Linked DNA regions of Homo sapiens: region 1 is linked to region 2. Evidence: read pairs that join two places in POLR2A ChIA-PET (ENCODE). Cell type or tissue: CD4-positive, alpha-beta T cell. All regions are shown on one strand. Each heading gives the region's core, and the rest is flanking DNA. Links, peaks and the distances in the headings are about the cores only. Region 1 has its middle 36 kb from the start of MIR934. Region 2 overlaps ARHGEF6 (Rac/Cdc42 guanine nucleotide exchange factor 6).

Evidence for each region. ChIA-PET counts read pairs that join two places held together with the same protein. Peaks named below come from ENCODE experiments on the same cell type or tissue, not always from the same donor. Only the 100,000 strongest peaks of a DNase experiment are listed, where the experiment ranks them.
Region 1: POLR2A ChIA-PET joins it to region 2 with 8 read pairs; 4 of 35 experiments call an interaction of 5 or more read pairs at or near these places.

The regions. Positions count from the first base shown.
Region 1 is chrX:136,584,271-136,589,649 of GRCh38, reverse strand. No RefSeq gene overlaps it. Among named protein-coding and RNA genes, the nearest start is that of MIR934, 36 kb to the right of the region's middle. RefSeq lists enhancers at 1,456-1,515, 2,958-3,027, 3,118-3,247. In CD4-positive, alpha-beta T cell, for the core only: no CTCF peak of the experiment used is centred there; DNase peaks (open chromatin) are centred at 1,419 and 3,109; H3K27ac peaks cover 4,710 bases.
Region 2 is chrX:136,671,826-136,677,204 of GRCh38, reverse strand. It overlaps ARHGEF6 (Rac/Cdc42 guanine nucleotide exchange factor 6), which reads left to right. Exons shown (of 22, transcript NM_004840.3): 18 at 488-581; 19 at 2,109-2,198; 20 at 5,086-5,185. Among named protein-coding and RNA genes, the nearest start is that of CD40LG, 26 kb to the right of the region's middle. RefSeq lists an enhancer at 2,999-3,058. In CD4-positive, alpha-beta T cell, for the core only: no CTCF peak of the experiment used is centred there; DNase peaks (open chromatin) are centred at 2,364 and 3,437; H3K27ac peaks cover 3,265 bases.

The sequences.
Region 1 (5,379 bases), core at 159-5,158, 88 kb after region 2:
TGCGAGTATAAAATAGATCGGGAGGCTTTTTTTTCTACATTGTTTCTGAGTTTTAATTTATCAAATTTCATGCTGATTTTGTAACGTATTGCCTGATAAGGGAATTAGAAAGAAAAGCAAGGGTACCAGATAATGCTTCCTTCATCCCAGCTAAAGGTATGCTCCTGAGTTTTCTCAAATATCACTTCTCCAGTGAAGCCTCCTCTGGCCTTTCATCCAGCCCTATTAGGTTGGAGCTCCATGGGCTCTCACGACCCCTCACTCCTTTCCCTCAGAGTGCACATCGTGCTTATAATTAAATAACAAATAGGCTGGGCGTAGTGGCTCATGCCTGTAATCCCAGAACTTTGGGAGACTGAGGTGGGCGGATCATTTCAAGTCAGGAGTTTGAGACGAGCCTGGCCAACATGGTGAAACCCCATCTTTACTAAAAAACAAAACAAAACAGAAACAAAAATTAGTGTGGTGTGGTGGCACATGCCTGTAATTCCAGCTACTCAGGAGGCTGAGGCAAGAGGATTGCTTGAACCCCAGTGGCGGAGGTTGCAATGACCCAAGATTGCGCTACTGCACTTCAGACTGGGTAATAGAGCAAGACCCTGTCTCAGAAACAACAACAACAACACCCAAACTGTGTAATTGTTAGTTTAGTGCTTTTTTTCCTCCTAGATGGTACGCTCTGTGAGGACAGGGACTGTGTCCATCTTAGTCACTGCTTACCAGGGACTCCTAGCTCAGAACCCGGCACATAGTGAGTGTCAGTTAATATTTCTGAATTAATTTCATTTTCCCACCCATCCTTTATCTGAACTAGCTGAATGGGTTTCTATTTCTTGCAAACAAGAAAGTTAAGAAGAATTTGCCGGATGCAGTGGCTCATGCCTGTTATCCCAGCGCTTTGGGAGCCTGAGGTGGGAGGATTTCTTGAGCCTAGGAGTTTGAGACCAGCTTGGGCAACATGGAGAGAACTCTGTCTCTACAAAAAAATGACAAAATTAGCCAGGCATGGTGGTGTGTGTCCGTGGTCTCAGCTACTCAGGAGGCTGAGGTGGGAGGATTGCTTAAGCCCTGGAGGTCAAGGCTGCAGTGTGCTGTGATTCACCACTGCACTCCAACCTGGGCGACAGAGCAAGACCCTGTCCAAATAAATAAATAAATAAATAATAAATAAATTTATTTTTGTAACAAAAAGAAGGATGTAAAGGATTAAAGAAAACTCAGAGTCTCTGGGAAATCTTAGCACAGGTTTCTTTTCAAGAGTTTATTTGCCAAGGCATTCATCCTGTTTGTAACACTAAGGGCCTACGTTTCAGACTCTGAGTGCTTGCACAACTAGATCTGCTCCCTCTTCTCAGCCTCAGGGTAAAATGTTACACTACTTCTTTCCTCACCTCCATTCTAGTTTCATTTTTAGGTTGCTAATCTGACCTTTAGTTTTGTTTTTTTTTTTGTTTTTTTTTTTAATGAGGCACTAAATGCAAAGAGAAAGTAGGTATTTTCCCCAGATGTTATTTTACCAAAGTGAGACAACATCATTTCTTAGATTTTCTGTAGTTAGGGACTTGAGAGCAGTTCAAAGTCCCCATTCCTCATACACATACCAGAATATAATCTATCCTTATCTCACAGCCAATTTTTCTTGGAAAAGTTAATTTGTGGTGTTGAAAAGGGAATATTGTTTATGCTTTGTCCATGAAACTGAAGGGCTTAGCAAACACCAGACTTCTGAATATAGGATTTAATAATTATCTCCCCAAATGAGGTCTTTATTCCCATTTAGTTCAGAATTTAACAAATGCACTCAATTCCCTTCTCCCCCAACACCTGTAGTATTCAGGCAGAACTTCAAAGCCCTCAGCCAGGGCTATTATAAGCAAAGCCCCGTGATAGGTGGGAGGCTGCACTAGAAACTAAGATCCCCACTCACAAGGCAATATTTCAAGGATTGCACAATCTCAAGAGTGAAGCATTTCTTGAGAATACATTTTTAAAACATTGATTACTCTTCTATGCTGATTGTATTGGCAATATATTTTAATATATAAGAAGACATTACTTTTCTACCTCCATTCCAGGAACGGTGGCTACTCCTAGTTCTCTTTTGATCTCCGTGGTAAGATGCCACATCACCTCCTCCAGGAAGCCTTACTCTACCCCCACCAGCCCTGTGCCCTCCTCTGTGCCCCTACAGCAGTCCCAGTAGACCCCACAGAGCACTTGACCCTTCACTCCCTTTCTCCTGTTTCCTTTTAACTGAGAGCCCCTGAGAGCAAAACCCACATCTTTTTCATTCGATCAATTCTGCCCTATCTTGCCTCTGGGCCTTCACTCCTAATTATCTTTCAGAGCTTTGCTTCAAGCACCTGCCTCCTGTGTGAAGCCTTTCACAACACTTTCCCATGTTCTCCTACCATGGGCTATAATCCCACAGCCATGGGGCCCACTGGATTTACTGTAATCTATTTGCTAGAATGTCTCCAGGTGTGCTAATAAATGTTTAATAACTGATTTTATGAAAGGAAAAAAGAAAACATTCCAAGTTTATAGTGATTGCCAATTTCCACTGTGTAAATATTCCCACCATGACCAATTTCAAGCTACCGACGTGAGGCTACACATTGATTTGGGTAGAAATGCCCAGTAGTACAGCATTATACAGCATTTCCATCAGACTGCTACAATAGCTATAGATCACCTCAAGAGCATATATAATAAGCAATGGCAGTAAAATAATTAGGAAGTGATACATTTTGAGTGTTTCTTACCTTTGTTTGAAATGTATTTTAATTGCAGGCTTATAGAATTTTATTTTTAATAAGTTTGTGTTTAACGACTGACTGGCAAAAATTTCTAAACATCTATCAACTCTCATGAATCAGTAGCAATGGGCTCCAGTGCATCACTGTTTGTATCTCTGACTAGACTGTGAACTTGAGAACTGGGACTGGGACTGTGCTGCTCATGGCACCTCCAACACCTAACACAGAGGAGGCACTGTGTAATGTTCATTGGCGGCAGCCAGGCATATCCATCCTTTTGTCCTCACTTTAAAAGGAGTTAAGAGAAAGTTCAGTGTGCTGTTTAACCACAAAGGCCACTTGGCAAATGCTCTAGAGGAAGCCATACCAACCTCAGCTAAGAACGAGGTCAGATCTCCGTCATACATAGTACTTTATTGCCAACTTCCTACATGTTAAGCTAGTGTGCCACTCCCTACTGAGAAACAAACAAGGCTCTGCTAAGTGTTTTATCCTTTCCTTGAGGGGTTAGCACCAGCTTACTTCCTAAAGAAGCAAGCCAAGATAGCACAGGTCTGATATTAATGCCAAATTCACACAAAATCCCATGTGGCAAAAGAGAATTCTTGCCTTTCTAAGCCTCAGACACTGACCCAATTATTTTAAGATCCATTGGCATTCACTGAATTCCAGCACAACAGGAGAATTTAACATTTCTCTGCGGTTTCTTAAAATGGTTTTGACTACCCTAGAGCACCAGGCCAGCCACCAGCAGGATAGAATGACAGGAATAGTCACAGTGTGTTAGAGGTCAAATCCCTAAGCCTACCTCTTAACTACTGGTGGAACTCTCTAGAAATGAACTTTTCATAATCATAGCAATGGTTAATATGCCACGAGTGCTATCTACCTCTGTGCCAAGCACCGTGTTAGACCATCCTCATAGACTAATTAATGAGGCCTCACATAAAGTCCTCAAGCAGTGGCACCCTCATTTAAATTGTCAGTTTGCTGGGGCTGTTGCCAATCCAGTAAGGCCGGACTGTAGCTGGGATAAAAAGGTTTCACTTCATTAAGCACCAAAATAATGCCATGGCTCTCTAAGAAATCATACTTGTGGGGAAAAGTCTCCTCTCAGTGACCATTTTTCCTTTTTGCCAATATGATGCCATACAAACTGGCAGATGTGGCTTCCTCAATGGGCATGACGAAGTCACCTTGAATTGCTCCATTGAGAAGCATGGCAAAAAGTGATTCCATGGGCTCAGCTTTGCCCTTGTCTGACATCCGTTCAGAGAGTTAAAATTCGTTGGCTTTTCAGGGCAGTGGGTGACATTACCCATGGTCCTCTACAGATCTTCAATAAGTTGACATTTCAAATCATTTGAATAAATCAAAGTGACAGAGGCACCTTAAGTTGCTGAGTTGGGGAGATGATTATAGAGAGCGAAAGACACATTTTCATTTTATTGCTGATGAGCAAAATAAGTAAAATTTGAAAAGGAAGTGGGATGCCTTGTGGGAGGAACCTTCTCAGGAAGAGGACTGCAAGTGGTACCTCTGTCTTGCCAGTGATAAACTGGTGCAGAAACGTTTCCAAACTATTCATCATGTGCACCCTAAAAACCCGATATGTAGAATCTGCACTATCCCTGAAAACAAGAGAGTCCCTGATTTGGTAAATCTTAACCCTGGAATACAAGCTTTCAGTATCACTTGGAGAAGTGAATCCAGTTTCCCTTAAGTGAAACTTGAGCCTTGGTCCCTCATAGCTATTGACCCTTATCTTCTGCAAAAGACCACTGGTGAAAACACAAGCTTAGTTGCTCTTCTATTTGTGTACAGAAATAGCCTAACTCTGCTTTCAAGCTGCTTTGTTCAAAATGTGCTAAGGATTTGTTGAGTGAATAAAAAAAGCAAGCAAGCAAGCAAACAAACAAAACTTTATTTTTTTTTCTTATTTCTCTAGAAAACTGGTAAACAAACAAACAAAACTTTAAATCAGACTGCAATTTAGGTCAAAAGTTAGAAAATATATTTGCAGTGCCTAATTCAGGAAGGAAGATCTTTTTCATGCTAATCTACTGCTAATTATAAAATAGGTGATAGCAAGCATTGTGAAGAGCTAAAAAGGAGGGGGTGGGGGCAGTGCTACTTCATAATTTAGTCACCCTTGATTGGAAAGTGGGCGTTTTAAGATTTGACACCAAACCCCAGCGAGTTACTCTGTAGCATGAGTTTCTCTCACTTCGGACTTTCAGTTTGGACACAGAAAGAACAGGGCAAAAAGTAAAGCCAGAAGGGATGATTTTTAAATGGCAAACTGCAAATAAGGATAGGTTTCAGGCTCCGTTGCAAATAGAGGTGGAATAATGAGAATAAGCTCTGTAAGGCCTGAAGGGAAGGAAACACATGGAGGTGGTCAGCTCCGTGCCCAACAAAATGCCCTTGAAGAAGCCTTTATGATCCTGGGTATAAGAAGAAGGTGGGGGGGAGCACTAAACCATTCTAAGACGAAGTTGTAACATTGACAATGTTGACTCCCTAGAACCAAGTCAGGGGAAGTATGTTTGGAGTCTAAGAAGCACAGTCATGTGTTGCATAATGATGAGGGTACATTCTGAAAAATGTGTCATTAGGT
Region 2 (5,379 bases), core at 98-5,097:
TATTCTTATTTGTGGGACTGTTTCTAAGGCAGAATTATTTAAATAGCTTTGAAGCTCTTTGAAAAGTGATCATTACTACATTAGTGGTTACAGTGGTTATTTAGTTCCCCTAAAACTGTATCAGTGGGGAACGTAAACCAAATTAGGAATACTGTTACGTTTTTAGGGTTGACATCCCTTACTTTCTCTGCAGATGGTTCCCTAAAGCCATTTGGCCTCCTGGAGAATCTGCCACATCTTCAGTAGGCACACTCCACTCTTAGTCCCACCTCTGTGCAAGTTGAGAGGATAATGTCATTGCCTCTGTTTTATTTAACCTTTTAGAGTTTATTGGAACCATTTTAATTGTGCATAGAATTAAACATTGATGTACTCCTAACTGAGACTGTCAAAATAAGAGAGAGGAATTCTACTTAGTTTCATTCATGCTTTTACTTTTGTTTTTGAGGGAGAATTTTAATTCATTAAGAAACCTCTGTCCTCACAGGAGTCTAGTAAAAGCCCTAAAACGATGAAGAAATTTCTTCATAAAAGGAAGACTGAGAGAAAACCATCGGAGGAGGAATATGTGATTAGGAAAAGTATGTGTTTTGTACTTTCTGAAAGTTGTTTATGGATAAATTAACATGAGAATCTTCTTTTATGTGAGGATTTATTTGAAAGCAGATGATTGGAGCAATTTTTTCTTGACATCGTCTTTTACATATAAAGAAGAATGCATGGAAAGCTTTGGTCACTTCTTAAACATTTGAATAAGCTTCTTACGGCTGCACTTCATGTCATCTTAGGCAGATGTCATCTGTATCATTTTTGTGTTGAGTATTTTGCCTCACCTGGTTTAGAACCTCTAAAGGGACCCATTTCCTATGGATACATTTTTTCCCTCTTAGTTTCTGATACTTGAGATATTTTTCTGCAGGGAGATAGACTAAATAGACCCGAAGGCTGAAGTCCTTCCAGAAGTCCCATGCTCAGTGATGCTCTCAGTTACTCAGGGAATCAGCCTGCCCACATCTAGAAACATAGTTTCATTTGGAGACAGACTGCAAAGTCAGTCAGCCAGTCGATATGGACATATTTGGCTATAAGGCTGTGAACAAGGTACTTTGGGACACAAGGTACTTTGGGACACATGTGAAGGAGTAAGTGATGTCTCACAAAGAGGTGACAGAATTGTGTGTATCAGCTGGGAATATAGTTTGGATAAATATTTGCTCCACTTCAGCTTTGGCATGCCCCACCCCCCACCCCACACCTGGTTATGCACACTGGCGTGTTCACAGGGTGCTGCCATCCAGCCATTGCAAGAATGAGTTTGGAGTAGAGGAGAAGGGAGAAGGGAAAATGAGTGACTATGCTGACTGGTTAGAAAATTGGGTGGGGTTGGCCGGGCACGGTGGCTCATGCCTGTAATCCCAGCACTTTGGGAGGCTGAGGCGGGCAGATCACAAGGTCAGGAGATCGAGACCATCCTGGCTAACATGGTGAAACCTCGTCTCTACTAAAAAAAATACAAAAAAAATTAGCCGGGTGTGGTGGCGGGTGCCTGTAGTCCCAACAACTCGGGAGGCTGAGGCAGGAGAATGGCGTGAACCCGGGAGGCGGAGCTTGCAGTGAGCCGAGATCGCGCCACTGCACTCCAGCCTGGGCAAGAGTGTAAGACTCCGTCTCAAAAAAAAGAAAAGAAAAGAAAAGAAAATTGAGTGGGGTTAATGAGGGAAAGCTTCCTAAAGGTGAGCCTTGAAATTTAAAGGAGAGGAAGGCTGGGGTATATTGATGGGAGCTAAGCTAGCAACAAGCTCAGTGCTGTGATTTTGGCCTCACTGAGACCACTGACAAAACACCGCCCCCCCCACCCCGGTCCCAGTGTAGAGCTCTGGGCTTCAGGAGTAGGCCCTCCACTAAGCTGAGCTCACTGAGGCTGACTCCAAAGCTCCATGAGGATGCTGTCACTCTTCTCCATCACCAGCGTTGGACAGCTCTTTCTCCTGCCTTTCACAAACTCTACTGGTCAGAGAAGCCAGTCCCAGGCAGTGGAGTGTGCTGCATCATTTTGAGGGTCCAAAAGCATATATCTATGAAAAGTCATGATGAATTAAATTTCACAGGTACAGCTGCTCTGGAAGAGGATGCTCAAATCCTTAAAGTGATCGAAGCCTACTGCACCAGCGCAAATTTTCAACAAGGCCATGGCTCAAGTAGGTTCCCCCAAACTACTTTCTCTAGTGAGTGACGTTTCTTCCTTACTGTTTAGTGTCTTTTAGAAAAAGAGAAAAGCAACCCGGATGGGTTGCAGGGTGTGGAAAGCAGGTGACTTGGTGCAGAGGAGTGGTGCAGGACTGCATCTTTCAGATAAGGTGGTTTTAGCTACCAAGCGGTTTGTTTACCCACTGTTGTTTTTCACCCAGAAAGAGAGATGCAAGAGTAAAAGAGTTGGAGGTGATAGAAGTGAAAATTTTTTTTTAAAGTTGTTCTCCTTTGAAGTACACAGATACCTTCACCAACACTAGTTAGGAATTAAAGGGCCTAGAGAGTTCCTGTGTCTGTGAACTGATGCTAATCTCTTCTTATAGGCAGATTTGGAAAGGAAGTCAAAATACTATCTTTGATCAGCTGCATATTTAAACGAACAATGCTTCACCAAACTCAAGTTTCAAAGTTGCTCTGAAAATCTGGAAAGGTAGCTGCTTAGCAGAGGTTGTCCAAAATGTATAAAGTTGATCAGGGAGTTATTAGGTTAGGGTATTTCCCCAAACAACTTTCAGGTTACAAACTGAAAGCAAGATAATATTTTCTGATTCATCTTTATGCTTTTAAAAAGACAGGTCACTTCGATTATGTCTTTTGTCTCCCATTATTATAGACATTCAGAATACCTTTTGTGAAGTTTTTGCACCTGCATAAGAAATGAATACTCCATAGTACTCCATTTTGGACATCCAGTGACCAATCATTTGAATGTGGGAGGGGATTTCTTAGGTGCCTTGACATATTCTTTCAAAGTAATGCATCTCTAAGGCTGACATAAAAGAAGCATTCTACTGGGCATGATGGCTCACGCCTGTAATCCAGCACTTTGGGAGGCCAAAGCAGGCAGATCCCTTGAGGCCAGGAGTTCAAGACCAGCCTGGGCAATATGGGAAAACCCTGTCTCTACTAAAAACACAAAAGTTAGCCGGGTGTGATGGCGCACACCTGTAGTCCCAGCTACTTGGGAGGCTGAGGCAGGAGAATCTCTTGAACCCGGGAGGTGGAGGTTGCAGTGAGCCAAGATTGCACCACTGCACTCCAGCCTGGGTGACAGAGTGAGACACCATCAAAAATAAATAAATACAAGAGAACGAGAGGTGGGGGGAGAGAGAGAGAGAGAAAGAGAGAGAGAAAGAAAGCATTCAATGATTCAATGTGAAAGTTGACGCATTTGGCCATGAAGAGAGGACTGTCGCACTCTGCTTCACAGAGAAAACCTGGCTGTGGCTTTGGGCATGCATAGCTCTGATAACATGTTTCAAGGAGCCAGGAGAGGAAAGTGAGGGCAGCTTTAGTTTTGAGAACTAGAGAAGAGAGGGGGACAAAGAGATACCAGAAGCATCCCTTCTACAAAATCTGACCTCATCTCCTCCCGCACCACCTATTTTTATATTTGACAGAGTGGATGGGTCTGCAGCTGGGAAGTGCAGCCAGATATTCTGGCTTAAAAAGACACGTCTTCACCCTTGCTCCCTACCCAACCTTTTACATGTGGAAGATGTCTGGCACTGTGCTTGTCACACAGCAGATCATTTAGCATCGTGGTGACCTTCTATCCTCTATCCCTCTCTAACCAGAAGCCCTGTTTCTCTAGAACTGACTGCCCTCGGCTCTTACTGCATTCAGCCAGTCATTCAGTCAGTTTGCTTTCCACTTATATTCGTCCCTTGGTATCTGCAGGGGATTGGCTCCAGGACCCCCAGAGATAACAAAATCTGACGATGCTCAAGTCCCTGATGTAAAATGGTGGAGCATTTGCTTATCACCTCCATATATCTTCCCATATACTTTAAATCATCTCTAGATTGCTTATCATACCTCATAAATGTAAATGCTGTGTAAATAGTTGTTATACTGCATTGGGTTTTAAATTTGTATTGTTTTTTGTTTTTTCTGAACATTTTCAATGCACGGTTGGTTGAATCCACAGATGTGAAACATGTGGATATGGGGGGCCACCTGTATTAAGCACCTACAAAGTGCTAGGCCCTGGAGAAGGCAGAGACACATCTTACCTCAAGAAAGGGGAGGTGGTCAAGTGAAGGCAGTGAGTGTGCACACCTCTGAAGGAACTTGGCCTAGAAGAGAGGAAGCCAGTGGCTCAGGGAGACCCAAGATTAAGCACTTGAGCTCTGAGAGGGAGGATCCAGAGTGAGGGAGGTGCAGGAGAGCTGTTTGGTTGGGCCCCCATGCCTGTTCTGTCACCTCTTCTGTCCCAGAGCCTGGAGACATTCTGGGCAGAGGACACCTACATCTTTGCTGATGATGTGATAATCTCCAAACCTCACTCCACCCTTGATGAAAATGGTCTTAGGAGACATACCTACCTTACCCTATAAGACTGTAAAGAGAACAAATGGGGGTGATGATGCTTCTGAGGCCCTTTAAGCACATTGTGTTTCAGTGCAGTGCTACTGTCAACCTTTTACTACAATGACAAAACACTGTAGCATAGGATGTAGTGTGTCCTTCCTTGGAGATTTGCAGGGAAGAGTGATCACTGGTCAGCTCTTTGCTCTGGAGGAGGCAAAACAGGAAAGAATGGAGGTCTTGGTTGTGGACAGGTATTACAGGGGCTCTTTTGCATTATTTTTCTGAATACAAAATGCTTCCCACCTCGGGAAGATTGAATCAGTGTATTTGGCCATTTAGAATTTCTCATGTCAGGAAAATTTAGTCAGCAAATGATGGGTGACTGTCCTCTGGGTGTAATGTAGCAACATGCTATGAACAAAGACCCTTCTGTAACAATAGTGGAAAAGAACTAACACCCACTATTTCTACTCTTCACTAGTAACTCTCCCTCCTCCCCCATCTTGCAACCCTTGTTTGTAGGTACTCGAAAAGATTCCATTCCACAAGTCCTACTCCCTGAGGAAGAGAAACTCATCATTGAAGAAACCAGAAGCAACGGCCAGACCATCATGGAAGAAAAGTGAGTAGAGCAGGCAAAACCTTGCCTAGTTTCTCTTGGGGCTGGCAAGAAGGTCTGGTAGGACGGGGAGCTCCTGGAGAGTCTATGATGAGGGACAACTCCTCCTTACCTGGGAATGCGGCCTGCTTTGCTGTGCATGCATTTGGGAGACTTTAGAGGGCTGCCCACTAACAAATGGAAAGAGGAAGGAAAAG